Linked DNA regions of Homo sapiens: region 1 is linked to region 2. A link is a loop called in an ENCODE intact Hi-C map of the cell type or tissue named here. Cell type or tissue: PC-3. All regions are shown on one strand. Links, peaks and the distances in the headings refer to the core of each region. The heading gives the core; the rest is flanking DNA. Region 1 overlaps MACROD2 (mono-ADP ribosylhydrolase 2). Region 2 overlaps MACROD2 (mono-ADP ribosylhydrolase 2).

What was found. Peaks named below come from ENCODE experiments on the same cell type or tissue, not always from the same donor. Only the 100,000 strongest peaks of a DNase experiment are listed, where the experiment ranks them.
Region 1: a loop joins it to region 2, with 4 times the contacts of the local background. A loop is called at or near these places in 6 of 110 quality-filtered maps.

The regions. Positions count from the first base shown.
Region 1 is chr20:15,701,982-15,704,903 of GRCh38, forward strand. The region is part of intron 8 of MACROD2 (mono-ADP ribosylhydrolase 2); the gene reads left to right. Among named protein-coding and RNA genes, the nearest start is that of MACROD2-AS1, 770 kb to the left of the region's middle. In PC-3, for the core only: no CTCF peak of the experiment used is centred there; a DNase peak (open chromatin) is centred at 1,430; H3K27ac peaks cover 2,154 bases.
Region 2 is chr20:15,929,186-15,932,107 of GRCh38, forward strand. The region is part of intron 10 of MACROD2 (mono-ADP ribosylhydrolase 2); the gene reads left to right. The region is part of intron 1 of LOC613266 (a long non-coding RNA gene); the gene reads right to left. Among named protein-coding and RNA genes, the nearest start is that of KIF16B, 640 kb to the right of the region's middle. In PC-3, for the core only: a CTCF peak has its summit at 1,318 (motif pointing left); DNase peaks (open chromatin) are centred at 1,316 and 1,906.

The DNA.
Region 1 (2,922 bases), core at 168-2,667, 230 kb before region 2:
AAAAGACATGGTTTTATTCTTTTTTATGGCTATGTAGTATTCCAGAGTGTATATGTACCACATTTCCTTTATCCAGTCTACCATTGATGGGCATCTAGGTTGATTCCATGTCTTCGCTATTGTGAACAATGGTGTGATGAACATACAAGTGCATGCATCTTTTTGGTAGAGTGATTTATTTTCCTTTAGGTATCTACCCCGTAATGGGATTGCTGGGTCAAATGGTATTTCTATTTTAAGTTCTTTGAGAAATCTCCAACTTGCTTTCCACAGTGGCTGAACTAATTTACATTCCCACAAGCTGTGTATAAGTATTCCCTTTTCTCTGCAACCATGCCAGCACTTGTTATTTTTTTAAGTTTTTGTTAATGGTCATTCTGACTTGTGTGAGATGATATTTCATTGTGGTTTTGATCAGCATTTCTCTGACGTTTAGTGATGATGAGTATTTTTTCATGTGTTTCTTGGCCACTTGTATGTCTTCTTTTGAGAAGAGTCTGTTCATATCCTTTGCCCATTTTTAAGGGATTTGTTGTTGTTGTTGCTGTTGTTGAATTGTTTAAGTTCTTATAGATTCTGGATATTAGACCTTTGTTGAATGCATAATTTGTGAATATTTTCTCCCATTCTGTAGGTTATCTGTTTACTCTGTTGATAGTTTCTTTTACTGTCAAGAGGCTTTTTAGTTTAATTAGATCCCACTTGTCAGTTTTTACTGTTGCTATCACTTTTGGGGACTTAGCCATAAATTCTTTGCCAAGGAAAATCAACGTTATTTTTCACAGAATTAGAAAAAACTATTCTAAAGTTCATATGGAACTGAAAAACAAAAAAAGAGCCAAAATAGACAAAGCAATCCTAAGCCAAAGAACAAAGCCAGAGGCTTTACGTTATCCAACTTCGAACTATACTATAAGGCCACAGTAACCTAAACATCATAGTATTGGTACAAAACAGACACATAGACTAATGGAACAGAATAGAGAACCCAGAAATAAAGCCACACACCTGCAATTAATTATCTGATCTTTGACAAAGTTGACAAAAATTAGCAATGGGGAAAGGACACCCTATTCAATAAACGGTGCTGGGATAGCTGGCTAGCTACATGCAGAGCATGAAACTGGACCTCTGCCTTTCACCAAATACAAAAATTAATCCAAGATTGATTAAAGATTTAAATGTAAGACCTCAAGCTATTAGAATTCTGCAAGAAAACCTAGGAGATACCCTTCTTGACAGAATAAAGATCTGTTCTAATTATTCCACATTGTGACACCAAACCATGACCACTACTATATCTTCCACCTGACATTTCCCACAGTCTCAGCTCTGCATGGACCTGCCCAGAATGGAGATAGCAATGGGCTTACCATGTTGACACAGCCTCTGTCACTTCCTATTTTCTCTCTGACTCAGGAAGGAGTCACTTCACTCTTGTAATTCTTCTGCCAGAACCCTGGAGGTATCTTAACTTACAACCCCCAGTCTATAAACTCTCCACTAAAGCCACACTGATTGACTCACCATCTTCCAAATAAACTTTATTGATTATTTGCTACTAATATGAGTTACTGATGACTAATAACAGATTATCTCAAAATTGTGTTCTTAACACAATAATAGATTTTCCTTTTTAAATCTTGTAGTTTCCGTGGGGCAGAGTCTGGGGAGTGGCTTATTTTGGTAGTTCTTGCTTTAGGGTGTTTCATGAAGTTGCACTTACAATGCTGATCTGGATTATTCATCTGAAGGCTCAGCTGGGTCTACAGGATCCTCATACAGTGAATGCACCGTTGAGCTGGCAAATTGGTGCTGGTATTGCTTTGGACCTCACCTCATGCCACGGAGGCTACTCCTCACAGAGCAAGTGAGGCAAGAAAAGAAAACATAAGCCACGATGTCTTATTTTGTAAATTTTTAAAATTTACTTTACAGTGTCTTTTAAGATATAGCCCCAGAAATCACACTCTATTATTTCAGCAATATTATATTTTTGACACAGATCAGTCTTAATTAAAGTGGTAATGACACAGGAGCATGAATACCAGGGGGTGAGAATGACTGACACCATCTTGGAGCCACACCATCCTAACCCCTCCTACTCTAGTCAGGGCTTTTGCCTTTGCTATTGTTTTCCTATTTGAAATGTTTGTTTGTTTATTTATTTATTTATTTATTTATTTAATTTCCTAAATCTAACCACCTTTTAATGCTCATTTCTGTTCCATCTTCCCCGTGACACCTTCTCTGAATCCTTTAGCCTGAAGAAATTGCATCTTCCATTGTTCTCCTGTGGTCTCATTATCAATATCACACATTTTAGCAGTTACTCACAGATAGGAAATAATTCCTGTTCACAAATAAAACATTCTGAGGAACTCAGTTCTTCCTATTCGAGGAAATCCTCCACTACTACTACAAAAACCTGCATAAGGCATTGAAAAAAAACCCTCCGTTAGAGATTGAGCTGTATTGTAGTACATAATATAGTATGAGTAATATTAATATGGTGTATTTGATAGATGTTAGAGATCAGTGTCTACCAGAGCAGTACTACTCAAACTTAAATATTTATATGAATCATGTAGGGACCTAGTTAAATGCAGATTGAGATTCTGTGGGTATAAGGTGGGGTTGAGATGCTGCCATTCTAACAAGCTCCCAGGTGATGCTGAGGCTCCTGGTCCATGGAACAACTTTTGAGTAGCAAGGTGCTAGAAGATGGACATAAAATGGACATAAAATAGAATAGGAGTTGAAAGTAGATGGAAAATAAAAGTAGTGAAGAGAATCATGGCTGTGTTCAATCAGTAGTACTGGCAAGGCATAAATATTTGAAGTCACGAATCACTCAAGTATTTCTTTATTGCTCTTTGGTACTGCCCATTATCTTTATACATGCATGTATGTTTTACCTCT
Region 2 (2,922 bases), core at 319-2,818:
CTGTGACTTGGGTTCAAACTTGCTCCATGTATCTCTCATCCTCCTTAAGCCAAGAGCTACAGGGGCATCTTCTTGTCATGGCAAATGTCAGGAACACAAGCAACAAATCCTTTTATGCAGTGCATGTAAATCCTTTGCTCACATTCTCTCCACTAGCATTTCATTAGCTAAATTAAGTCCCATGGTCAAGTCCAACATCAATGGCATGGAAATATTCTCTGCTCACAGTGGGAGGACACTGATTTTATATATATATATATACACATATACACACAATCTTATTATAGGGGACTGAAGAATTAAGACCAATAATCTAATCTGCAAAGCACTGGTTTTGAATTGTCCGTAGTCTGTCTGTGCCCAGAAATCTATAGACCTTTAGAAGAAAAGACAGCAGTATACCAGCAGGAAGTACACATCAGATTGTTTCCCCAGTATAGCGATGGATTTATTTAGACTTACGTCTTGTTTATCTTCCTGTCACCATGTAGCGTTCACAAAAGGAACTACAAATATCAGGATAGCAATCCGTGATCATGTTGTTGAGATTTTGCCCTTACAAAACTCTCCCATGTAGAGTCAAACATGGACTGCTTTCTTATCATAGTCACGTTGCAGCAGGAGCCTCTTATTTTATTTCTATAAAATTTCTGAAATGTTCTTGCAAACAGTACACATTTGATAAATATTGGTTGAAAGAGTAGGAGGCAGAGTACTAATATGGGAGAAATTAGAAGGACACAACCAGTAGAATTCTCACAGGTTTCTGTGCTTTTTCAGCATGGGAAAGTAAAGTGTTATATCACACTCGACATGAATGCTATGGAAATTTATCATCTGAAATAAATATGTGATCTTAAAGGAATATTAACTGAGAACATTTAGCTTCTATGTGGCATTATTTAAGCTAACAAAATAGCCTCGCACTTCCCTATATTTCTTCACCGTTATTGTAAGGCTTTTAAAATCCCTTCTGGAAACCTCAAGTTTACACATCCCTCTACTTAATTTTTCATTGTTTATGTGCTTCCTGTGACGATAGCTAGACAGACAAGGCTGATAAAAAAGAAAGCTTGTCCTTATCAAAGACTTACGGGTAACTGTGTTAATGTGCCTTGCTTTTTCTACCAGTGGAAGCCCCCTATTTCACTAAGAACTCACCCATTTGCAGCATTTAAAATGGATGGAAAGTTATAAGCCAGCCAAAATGTCCTTCTAAAAGAATGAAATGAATACTAATCTAATTGCCCAAGAATGCATATGCTGGGCTTGGAAAATAAGCCTTCTACATTGGTTCCCCCTGCTGGATTTGAGGATGCACTGTCTTGGAAATTGATGAAAGCAATATACCTGGACCGTTTTATCTGAGGACATGTTACTGGAATGGCAAATCCAGCATTCTTCTAGAAAGCATTTGCTCTGTGATAAATGTGCCAAGTGTTTCTTGAGTTTGCTTCCCCAGGGCAGAAATACTGCAAATAGAAAACAGTGCCGCTGAGACTCAAAGAGAAAACAAAAGCATGCCACTCAGATGTCTGTTCTAGGGAGGGGGGTAGCACACAAGGAACTAAGGGTAAAAACCCAGAAGCAGTAGACTAGGTAAACTGCCAGACTGGTTGTTACTATTAGAAAGCTGGATTTCAGGGTCTGACCATGGATTTCCTTCTTATGCATTTACAACTATTAGAACCAATTCCTCACCTTTCTGTAATTTAACTGCTGTTTTTCTTTCCCTTCTTATCTTCCTCACTTCATAAGTAATCTCCCTACCCCTACTCTGTAGAAGATGTGGTAACCAGAGTACTTTCAAAGGAAGCTTGTCACCTGCAAACTTCATGGCTATTGTGAAATGTGTTAAAAGGTCTGTCTTTTGAGGGAGACAGAGAAGCTGGCAGATTTTTCCTGCTTGACTCAGAGTCCATTTGGTGGGAGGAAAGGGACAGATATTGGCTAAGTTTTTGGCACATGCTCCTGCACCAACTTGGCCTTGTTAAGACAGCAAGAACAGCAGAAGTGACTATTTCCTCCCTAGAGCAAAGGCCAATGCTGTTTCCTTCATGGAGAACCAGAACAGGGAAAATATCAGATAATCATGTAGTACTTGTAAATATGCCATTTAGAACACTGAATTTAAGTGGCATGCAGAGCCACCCCAGGTTCTCATATTATATTCAGGCCAGGTGTGGTGTCTTATGCCTGTAATCCCAGCAGTTTGGGAGGCTAAGGTGGGAGGATTGCTTTAGGCCAGGAGTTCAAAACCAGCCTAGGCAACAAAGCAAGACCCTTTCTCTCCAAAAAAATAAAAAATCAGTCAGGCTTGGTGGCATGTGCCTTGTAGACCCTGCTACTCAGGAGGCTGAGGTGGGAGGATCGCTTGAGTCCAGGAGTTAAAGGCTGCAGTGAGCTATGAACATGCCACTGCACTCCAGGCTGGACAACACAGCAAGGCTCTGTGTCTATTAAAAAAAAAAAAAGTAGTTATATTGTGTCCACCGTCACAAACGGCACAGGGCTAACCCAACACAGGGGGTCCTGTACGTATATTTATTAACTGCATTCTTCGCCAACCTCAGAGTATCATTCTTTTTTCTTTTTTTGTCCTTCTATTATAAACTTTTTTTCCCCATTTAGGTCAAATCTAAATGTTTCCCCATCTGAAACTTTCTTCAGTAGGTCGTTTTCCAGAGCTGCAGGTAAAATGCTTCCCCACTGCTTCTGAGGCTTTTGTTTCAGCTCTGCTACTAGTGGCCTCCTCTTGGGAGGATTCTCTTGCCTCGGAATTAAGAGTTGGTAGGAGGAGGAGATGGCGGGTCAAAGCACTCAAGCAAGACAACGTTAAGTGATTCAGTCCTGCTTGTGGGTCAGGAATTTTTAAAGGGCTCAGCTGGATGTCTCTTCTGCTCCTTGTGACACTGGCTGAGG